2 separate regions of the Homo sapiens genome follow, and region 1 is linked to region 2. A link is a contact called in ENCODE Hi-C or POLR2A ChIA-PET data. All regions are on one chromosome and are shown on one strand. Each heading gives the region's core, a stretch centred on a gene start or an enhancer-like site at or near the end of the contact. The rest is flanking DNA. Distances are from core to core; before and after follow the strand shown. Region 1 overlaps ANO6 (anoctamin 6). Region 2 overlaps ANO6 (anoctamin 6).

Region 1 (4,670 bases), core at 196-2,695, 66 kb after region 2:
ATTTTATCTAAAGTCAGATTATGTCACTTTCCTACTTGGTGCCCTCCAATGGCTCCTCATTTCCCTCCGAGGAAAAAAATGCCCAGATCCTGACAGTGGTCTCTTATTCCTACCCTGCGTGCTGTCTGTGAACCATGGAGACCTGCTCCTGCCTCAGGGTCTCTGTCATCACCGTTCCCTCTGCCTGGGACTTCTTCCCCCAGGTTTCCCACTCCTTTGTCTCCTTCACATCCTTATTCAACATCATTCTGAAGGAGACCTTCACTGGCCACCTCCCTAGACACAAATGCAAGCACTCCCTGCCCTGCTTAGTTTTCTCCACAGCACTTACCACCAGCTCACATACTCTACCTTGTTTTCTCTGTTGATTTTCATACTGGCAAGACTATTTTGAATGATAAGGGGGAAATGAAAAAACAAACAACTGAAGTTAATCAAATAAAGGAACATGCCTTTTAAAAATTAAGCTGCCCATAGGGAAAAAGTAGGAGAAAAAAATAGTAGCAGCTGCAGCTTTGGTAAACCCTGGTGTGTAGTCCTATTTTTCAAAATATTTTGGAATAAGGAGGCAGAAATAAAAACAAATTTAGCATGCAAACAAAAAAATAGTTTATTGGGAAGATTACTTGTGCAGCTTTGAGATAGCAGCAAAATATTTTTATGACCTTGGCCTGATAATATTCGTTCTAATTTATAAATTGTTCTTTTTGGCAGCTGGATCATGAATCTAATTGGGCGATTTCACAGAGTTTCTGGATCAGAAAAGATAACCCCACGATGGGAACAGGACTACCATCTGCAGCCTATGGGCAAACTGGGATTATTTTATGAATATCTTGAAATGAGTAAGTTGTTAGTGAAGTTTTTAGTGATATAAAACATGTTAGAGTATGTTGTGGATACCAAAAGCATCTGTTATTGAGCCATATTAACATTTAGCATATTGAAATGAAGAAGAGTATGTTTTTCTCCACTAGATAAAATTATACAATCCAGCTTTCAGATAAGGTGGTCATGTATGTCTTTGTCAATATTTATGTTGTAAAAAGCTAGAAATTTATTACTGGGCAATGAAATGGAATATTCATTGAGGTACATCTTTACCATTAATTCTTTTTGTTTGTTTTTTTTGAGACAGAGTCTCACTCTGTAGCCCAGGCTGGAGTGTGGTGGTACAATCGTGGCTCACTGCAACCTCCACCTCCCAGGTTCAAGCAATTCTCCTGCCTCAGCCTCCTGAGTAGCCGGGATTACAGGCATGCGCCACCACACCCAGCTTATTTTTGGACTTTTAGTACTGACAGGGTTTCACCATGTTGTCCAGGCTAGTCTCAAACTCCTGGGCTCAAATGATCCACCCACCTTAGCCTTCCAAAGTGCTGGGATTACACGCATAAGCCACTGGGCCCGGCCATCTTTACCACGAATTCTTAAAGCATTCTAATCATGTTGTCTGAGAATGAACTCAGCAACTGTAATTAGATGTGATTCAGCTTGGCCTGGAGTCCGTGCAGGCACAGCTGTTGGCCGATACAGTTCTGAACTGAGTCAGTTAAGCAAGCCTGCAGGAGCATGCAGCTTCGTGGCAGGAATGGTCCCGGGATGCCCACTTTCACATCTCATGCCTGCCTTTGACAGCCTATTTCTTCTGGCCAGTGGTTTCTGCCTGGTTCCTTGAGTGACTTCATGGCTCATAACTGGCCTGAATTTGGAACCATTGTGCTGGTCTGGAATTAAGATTTAGCACAGGTCCTCTCTTTCCTAAATGCCTTGGTCCATTTTTATATTATTTGCTTGGACTCTTAATTCTTTTCAGTAGAACTTGATTTTGACCTCTCAGTTGCCTTTAAACGGAAGCATCTCAAAATAGATTTCCATAGGAAACACCACCTTTTGTATTATGCATGACACGCTTATATCTAATAGATGGCTAACAATTTACATGGTTTTTATCTGTGCCCTTTCAGCTAACCATTGCATTCAATTACAGTTTTTTTTAAGCTTAGGAGAATAGAAAAAGAAACACATCATTTTTGTTGACAGGCTTTGCATTTATGCACAGGGCTTTGCATGTTGGCAAAGACACCCCTTTGTGGTTCCTGTTTACAAGTCTGCAGTTAGAAGGTGGTTTTTATTAAATCACATTCTATATATAAAATAATTGCTTTTAAAAATATACATTATACATGGAAACACATCTGCTTCCTTCAATGAGTAAAAGGTTCATCTTGTGGCTTCTTTAGTCAACAGTACTTTGCAGCAGCCTGGAGCCTGTTTTGAATTTCATTTTTGCTTTGTTATGTTTTGTGACCAGGTTTTATTAAGGGTGTAGCTGCAGTACATATGTAGAAGCTGTCCTTAGTTAGTTATTATTCTGCTGATTTTCAGAAGGACTGTAAGACAATTACCTGTTGTTCAAAAATGAGTCATAATTGTAAATATTTCTTATTGGAACTATTAACAGCATTTTTAAAAATCCTGGGGCAGAATGTCATTTATTATTTTTAAAAAGTTATTTTTCTGTAGTTGATTAGTCAAATAAATGACATCAGAAGGGAAAGTTATATGGTCATGTGCTTTGGGGAGAAGTTGATAGGACTTTTAGAGTTTCATAGGCTCTTTAAAATAGTTATCAACCAAATAATTCTGCCTCATCCTGCCCTACAAGAAAGTATAGAATAACAGCTGTTATAGACAGATTTTTAGGTTTATTAGGTTGTTTTCCTGTTATCTAAATAGTATCTAATGACTTAGAAAACTTGATTTCTGAATTTCTGGGAGTAGGCAGTCTGTCACTGTGTGGGCAACAGGAGAGTGAAATCTGTGTTTTGTCCTTCTAGTCTGTGAGAGACATAATTTCCAAGTGCCTTTTGAATTGTTTTCATTTCCCTAGAAATAAACATTGAGTGCCTTTGGTATTGGTCTCACCACCACACAGTCCCCTCCTTCCCATTTCCCCATATTCCTTAACAACACCACCATCTACCTTTTAAATTGTGGCTCTAACTGCTTAAGGGAAACATCTTCCGGAAAGCAAGCCTCCAGGCTTGCTTGGCCTTGCACCCAGGCTCAACTCTCTTTCCTTCTTTCCTACCTGACAAGTCCTGCTGAGCCTCAGCTGGGCCCCTGAACTTTTCAGACAGCTTTGCTGCTCTTTTCTTCTAGGTGTTAGCAGCACCTGCTGCCTGCCGTGGTGGTATACGCTCTGTGCCTGCCTCTCTCCCCATTGCACCGAGCCCGATGGAGGCAGCTACTGCGTCCTCTGCTAGAGCGCCAGTGCCTGGAACCTTATACTCATAAACATTTAAGCAACTTGAACTTGGAGCTCCAACACACATATAAAACTGTTAGTTGATTTCACATTAACATCCTTCACCCACTTCTCACCAAGTTCTGTATGACCTGTTTGAGTGAAACGTTTTTTATTTAGTGAATTTCCCACCATCCTTTGAGATTATTGGAGTAACTCTGAGCTGTTAACCCAAATTGCTTCTCTAAGAGTGTTCCTGACTCCAAGTACACAGACACAGAACATAATAAACGTAGTTGTCTGTATTCAAACCTGGAAGCCATAAATACTGTTTTGTACTCAGTAATGTACTGCAGACACAGGTGTCCTGAGAACTTGATGAGGCCTTCCTGGTGGGCAAGTGCCATAAACAGAGTGCACTGAAGTGATGAGTGGGCCCTGTTTGTCTCTGGCACTGCCTCTTCCACCCTTGCCGTGGTACCTTGATCTCACTTTCATCTGTCTCCAAGTTAATTTTTTAAAATCTGCTAAAACAATGACCTTCATATATGATTTTCTCCATGTAATGAAGATCAGCTATTCTTCAGCAGCTCCTCGTACCCCTTTCTTTTTCTTCCTCCTATGCTGAACCCACCGATGCCTCTGCTGCACTCTCCAGGACTCAGGCCTTCTTCCCTTCATGCTCTCATCTCTGCTTGGTTCGAGCCCATCACCTGCCATGAAGTCTCCTAACCTTTGCAGGATGAGCTTTCCAAAAGGGCAACTAGGTAATTGGGAGGATTTGCAGTCCTCCAGCTCTTCATTTGTTCATTCATTCATTCACTCATTCATCCATTAAACATTTATTAAGCACTTGCTGTGCCAAACACTCTCAGTTGCTGGGGATACCAGGGCACTTGGTCCCTCCCCTCACGGAGCTCAGCGCTTGGTGCATGGTTAAGGAGAATGCTAATCAGACTTCCTTGAGCAGGTGATATTTGAACTGGATTTTGAAGGGTGAATGGAAGTTAGTTATCTAAAGTATGGTGAAGAGAATGGACATTTTGTGTGGAGAGGTGGACATATTTAAAAGTACAATAGCTTGATCAAAGAATGGCAAGTGAACAAAGGACTCACAGGTGGGAATATCAGGTAGGCAGGGGCCATATCATGATGGGTCTGGTGTGCTTAGCCTGAGGACTTGAACTTTATTCTTAAAGAAATTAGGATCCACTGGAATATTTGTAAACAAGATAACTGCATAACATTTATGTGGAATAAGATCAATCACGCAGCAGAATGGAAGATAATATTTTGGATGAGATTCGTGGTGGGAGGGAGATGATTTAGGAGGCTACAGCAGGTAACCCAGACAACAAGTGATAGGTGCCTAAATAGTGGGCATAGGAGTAGAGAGAGGGAGATGGATTTGGTAAGTGTT
Region 2 (5,052 bases), core at 1,778-4,277:
TTCATGTTAAAGAGACTTAAGCAATCTTTTCTTAAGTAAGCAGTCCTTTCCTGATATGTGCCTATTTGACAAATATAGCACATATGCTAATTTACTTTAGCTACCTGACAAACCAAGAAAACTGGTTTGATCAATTTTTTAAGTATTCCACTAGTTATTTGTGAATTGCCATGCCAAAAGAAAATAACAAGAACTGTCTTATTAAAGTAACACCAAGGTGATATATTAATGTGTTTAAGCAAATAAAAATGTCCTATCCTTGATACAACTGTTTTAAGTATTTATAGTTGGTGGTAAAATGGAGGGCATTATAAACCAACTCCAAGGTCTACCAATTATCCTGAGAGAAATCAGGTAAATATCTCAGGAGTTCTTTGTAAAGAACTAAAATAGAATAAATTAGTACAACCTTTCTGGAGGGCAGTACAGCAATACATATTAAAGAACTTAAAATTGAATACACTCTTTAACAATTTTACTTTTAGGACCTTATCCTGAGGAAACAATAATGGATGCACAAGATTTTTCATAATAGCAAAAAGGTAGAAACCACCTAAATATCCAGCCATTTGAAATTGGTTAAATAAATAATGGTACATCTCTCTGAGAGAATATTATCAAGCTCTTAAAATGAGATTGAAGGGAAGTATTTCTAGTGTTTTCTGCGTCTATGATATTCATATGTGCTATACATTCTCATCAGTGACCTACCTTATAATAGACATGAGGCAAAAGAGAAGAGACAAAAAGATATGTTCACATCCTTCAGAGAAGGAAAAGATAGATATCCATCAGATATCAAAGAAGGTAGCCTGAAGATCAGGATAGCCAAGTGGTGTAGAAGAGTCAAGGGGGAGTCTAGGTGACTCTCATAGTGTTCCTGTAAAATGACGTACTGGTGTCCCACTGCAGGGACGAAGGGTCATTGGGTGCATGGTGTAGAGGCAGAGTGAGTGGGGTTGCCTGTTTTGTCAGATATTTGGTATTTAAAACAGAGATGAGCCTCTAAGCCCTGCAGAACAGAGAGAATTTCTTTTTTTTTAAGGAATAAGGGAAGTCGAGCATGTTAAAAGGCAGAGAGAAGGTAATGGTGATGGCTGACATATCTACAGCGCTTATCATATGCCAAGCATCATGCCGAGTGCTTTATGCCCATGATCATGCTTAATCCTTAAAACAATCCCAAAATGAAGCTGTTTTTTCCCTCTATCTTTTAGATGAAACTGCTGATGATTATAGAGTTGATTATTTGCCCAAACATCACAGAGCTAGTAAATGGCAGAGTCAGGATTTCCATTTTGACTCTGAATCTAGCCACTATGCCCAGGAGTAACAGGAAAACCAAAACTGCAAGAGCTACAGGGGCTGTTTGTTGGAACAAAATCCGAGAAGAGAGAGTCCCTTGAAGGTGATGAGTTGTAGCCTCAGTTTAGAAACTCCATCAAGAAGGTACATGTCTGACTTGCACTATTCAGCATGTTGCATTCATAGCTGATACAGCTGATACAACCAAGACAGAAATATTTTGTGTTTGGTATGTTTGACAGAACTGCCCTCGTGTGGGGCTGGCTCATTCTGGGCTGTCTAAGCCTCATTCCTTTTGTCATCTGGTAATTCAAATTCTGAAGCGTCCAGGAATCACTTCATGCTGTGGATGCCCCTATGCTCTCTATCTGGTGTTGGTGTACTTCAGAATTAAACTGCATCTCTCTTTCTACACCATGTCCTGTAATAGCCATAAGTAAAAGTACATGGAAAATTTGGGGGGCTCAGAAAATTTGGGGGGCTGCAGTTGCTGCACTGCAGCCATTTACACTCCTTAGTTCATTCCGGCTTAACAGGCAGTCATCGATCCACTATTCACTCAGTTTATTCATTCATCAGACATTTATTGTGTGCTTACTCTGTTATAGGCTTGTTTTAAGTGTTAATGATATCAAGATTAAAAGACACCACTGAAGTAAGGGCAGTAATTGAACAGTAGGCAGGGCCATGGGAGGATTTAATATTCTTAACATTGGGAAACATTTAAGGTGTTTTTTGGCAGAGGAGTAAGAGCAATGAAGAGAAAAATGGGAGGTATTGCCCAAGTAAGCTCAAGAAGAGAGATGAAAGGATAGACTTCTGACACCAAGAAGAGAGGTGGTGCCCAACTACTGATAGGTAGAAAGAAAGAGACTGGCAGGAATTTCCAGTGAGTGGCTGCCCTTTTCTCTGTAAGGAAGGAGGTGAGGTCACTTGCGAGCATGCTGGGCTGGAAGTTAGGTAATGAGCGTAAGGAGCACCTTAAAAGTTTGGAACAGCTCCCTAGTGGATAGCTAGGGGCCAGGAAGGAGACAGCCCAACTGTGATGGGAACCATGAATTTGTAATAAGGCCATTGAACAGAGTTACATGATTTTTTTCCCTACCAGCACTTATTGTTAAAACACTCATCAAGCCACTGGAGAAGACCCTCTTCTGACTGATTCTCCTACTCTTCTAATGAAGACATTTGTCTCCAAGAGCTAAAATTCTTGGGCCTGAGCTTTCACATGCTAACTGAAATTCATGACTGAATTTTAGAGGATACCAAAGACACAGGCATGGATCCTGCTATGACCTGCTAGTGAGACCATCTGGGTTGCCCTTTGTACAGCCTCAGGGTGAGTCATCTCCCCTGAAGGAAAGAATGTCACAGTGTCTGGTCCTTTCAGAATACTCCATCCCTCTACTGTACCATGTTTTAGGTTTTGGTCTAACACGTTTTCCCTAGTTTGCAACCACTCTGTTAGTCAGGATTCTTACTTACCAGTATCATAAATGAGCTGTAATTTAAGCAGATCAGGAGTTTATCAGAAAAATGTTAGAGAACTCACAAATTCTCCTGATGGGTTAGATAAATAAGGTTAGAGATAGGCAGCCAGAAGCAGTACCTTAAATCCTGCCACAGGAGAAAAAGCACAGTTGCTGTCCTGAGCACAGGGCTGCTGCCAGCACCGCTGGCACCACTGACTAGCAGTAGCTATGGACAGCTCCTGCCGTAACCTCTACCATCTCTGGAACTGGCATTTGCTCTCTCAGCCACCCCAGAATGTATTCTGCTTGGCCTGGCTTTGCATCACTAGCATTCAATTTGGAGCCTGGAGCCAGGTAGTCTGGTTGGCGGGGCCTAGCTCGAGTGCCAGTAGCTGAATTTCATGGGAGACCACGAAAAGGAGTGTCTGTGTTTTTATCTGCTATAATGGATGTGGGCTCTTGTAGGAGTTTAAAATGGGTGTCCATAAAGAATGACAGATGTCCATTACAGTGCCAGAAAGCACATGAATAAACGTTTCAGTCATTCTGTATCAGGAGAAAGTCTTAGGTCACTGGATGCTAAGTTTCTCTATATTTCCTCTGTAGCAGACTATTTTAAATTCTTTCAGTCTCCAGTACTTTGCAGGATGCCTGCAAAATAAAAGGCACTCAAGAAATGTTTGTAAATGAACTAATGCTTGTTGAGTATATTCTTTCAACAAATATGTGTTAGGCATTGTATTAGTTGTCACATTGCTATAAAGAACTACCCGAGACTGGGTAATTTATAAAGACGAGGTTTAAATGGCTCACAGTTCTGCAGGCTGTACAGGAGGCCTCAGGAAACTTCCAATCATGGCAGAGGAAGAAGGCACATCTTACATATCTGGAGTCGGAGGACAAGAGCAAAGGGGAGATGCTACAAACTTTTAAACAACCAGATCTCGTGAGAACTCACTATCACAAGAACAGCAAGGGGGGAAATCCGCCCCCATGATTAAATCACCCCCATCAGGCCCCTCCCCTAACATTGGAGATTACAGTTCGACATGACATTTGGGCAAAGACACAAATCGAAACCATGTCGGGCATATACTGGTGAATGCTGTCTGTGGGATCAAAATGCTTTACCCAATAATAAAGAGGTAATCAGTCAGAAATAAGGACTGGGCTCCTATGTAAGAATCAAAATGAGAGGATTAGGATTTAGAGGGAAGGAGTACTGCTTAGATAAGAAGTAGAATGAATCTGAGTCAACTTTCAAGTTCAAGTTGGGAATATGGTGGGTCAGGGGTGGAAAGTGCTGAAGAACTTCTCAGGATGAATTGCGGAGCTGGTGGGGAAGGGGACACCCAGAGGGAACAGTCACTTTTGGGGAGCGGAGTAGGAAAGCTATACCTCAAACTCTCCTTACCCCTATCTGAGTGGGGCATTTCTAGGCCATTTGCTTGTGTTTAGGGAAGTTATACCACTTGCTGGTTTCCTCTGCTACTCTATTGTATGTTCAAATTGCAGCCAATAGTTAAATGTACTATATCTGAACAGCTCTTAGAACAGTGTCTGGCATGTTTTAAGTACTGTACAACCATTTATTAAAGATATAAAAACAAAGCAATATCCTTTTTCTGATACTTCAACACAATACATCAGGGATTCCACTTGGACTCAAATGTAGCCAAATACCAGGTATATTCTTTTACTTTTTGACCTTTGGTCTTTTTCCTGCAGCTTCACCTACTTCTAGTTTATGGGATTTTTTTTATGTTCTAGGCCCTGTGCATAGCACAGCAACTCATCCCCACTCTGTCCCTTTAGAGTGGGCAGATCATGAGTATTGTTCCCTGGGTAAAGTGTCTGACTGCCAGACCCACTAGATGATCTCGACCTGGACCTAGCAGTTCCTCTCTGTCTTGTTAACTGCTGTGCTAAATATTCCACCCAGCGTTTTCAGCTGTCTTCAGTGTAAGGCTTGCCCCAAGTTACCTTTTGTCACTATTGGAAATGAAAATTCTACTTCATGTGCTTTATGTAGTTTAAATCATATCTTCACAAGACCCTAAAAAGGAAACAAGTGGGTTTTCTTAGTTCTACAGATGAAGAAAAATGAGGCATGGAGAGTTTAATTTTCTTGTCATGGGTCATAGAGTTGATGAATAATAAATCAGATTTTGAACCCAGGAAGTGTGGTTACAGAGCTCATTCTGGTCCATTTTGTGCTGCTGTAACAGAATTCCACAGACTAATTTATAAAGAACAGAAATTGATTGGCTCACAG

Evidence for each region. Hi-C counts contacts between places; a loop is a spot of excess contacts on that map. ChIA-PET counts read pairs that join two places held with the same protein, here RNA polymerase II (POLR2A). Pooled maps may share reads with other maps.
Region 1: a map of mammary epithelial cell shows a loop between it and region 2 (4-fold over the local background). The contact joins two enhancer-like sites. A Hi-C loop is called at or near these places in 2 of 168 maps with a recorded cell type or tissue (gastrocnemius medialis and mammary epithelial cell) and 2 of 50 pooled maps. POLR2A ChIA-PET finds 5 or more read pairs at or near these places in 1 of 52 experiments (activated CD4-positive, alpha-beta T cell).

The regions. Positions count from the first base shown.
Region 1 is chr12:45,408,643-45,413,312 of GRCh38, forward strand. ANO6 (anoctamin 6) reads left to right here. Exons shown (of 20, transcript NM_001025356.3): 16 at 715-845. The region is part of intron 5 of LOC105369743 (a long non-coding RNA gene); the gene reads right to left. Among named protein-coding and RNA genes, the nearest start is that of ANO6, 190 kb to the left of the region's middle. Within about 2 kb of position 1,446, at least 5 of the 41 ENCODE cell types and tissues checked have a DNase peak (open chromatin) inside an H3K27ac peak, as active enhancers do.
Region 2 is chr12:45,340,819-45,345,870 of GRCh38, forward strand. All of the region lies in intron 3 of ANO6 (anoctamin 6), which reads left to right. Among named protein-coding and RNA genes, the nearest start is that of ANO6, 130 kb to the left of the region's middle. Within about 2 kb of position 3,028, at least 2 of the 41 ENCODE cell types and tissues checked have a DNase peak (open chromatin) inside an H3K27ac peak, as active enhancers do.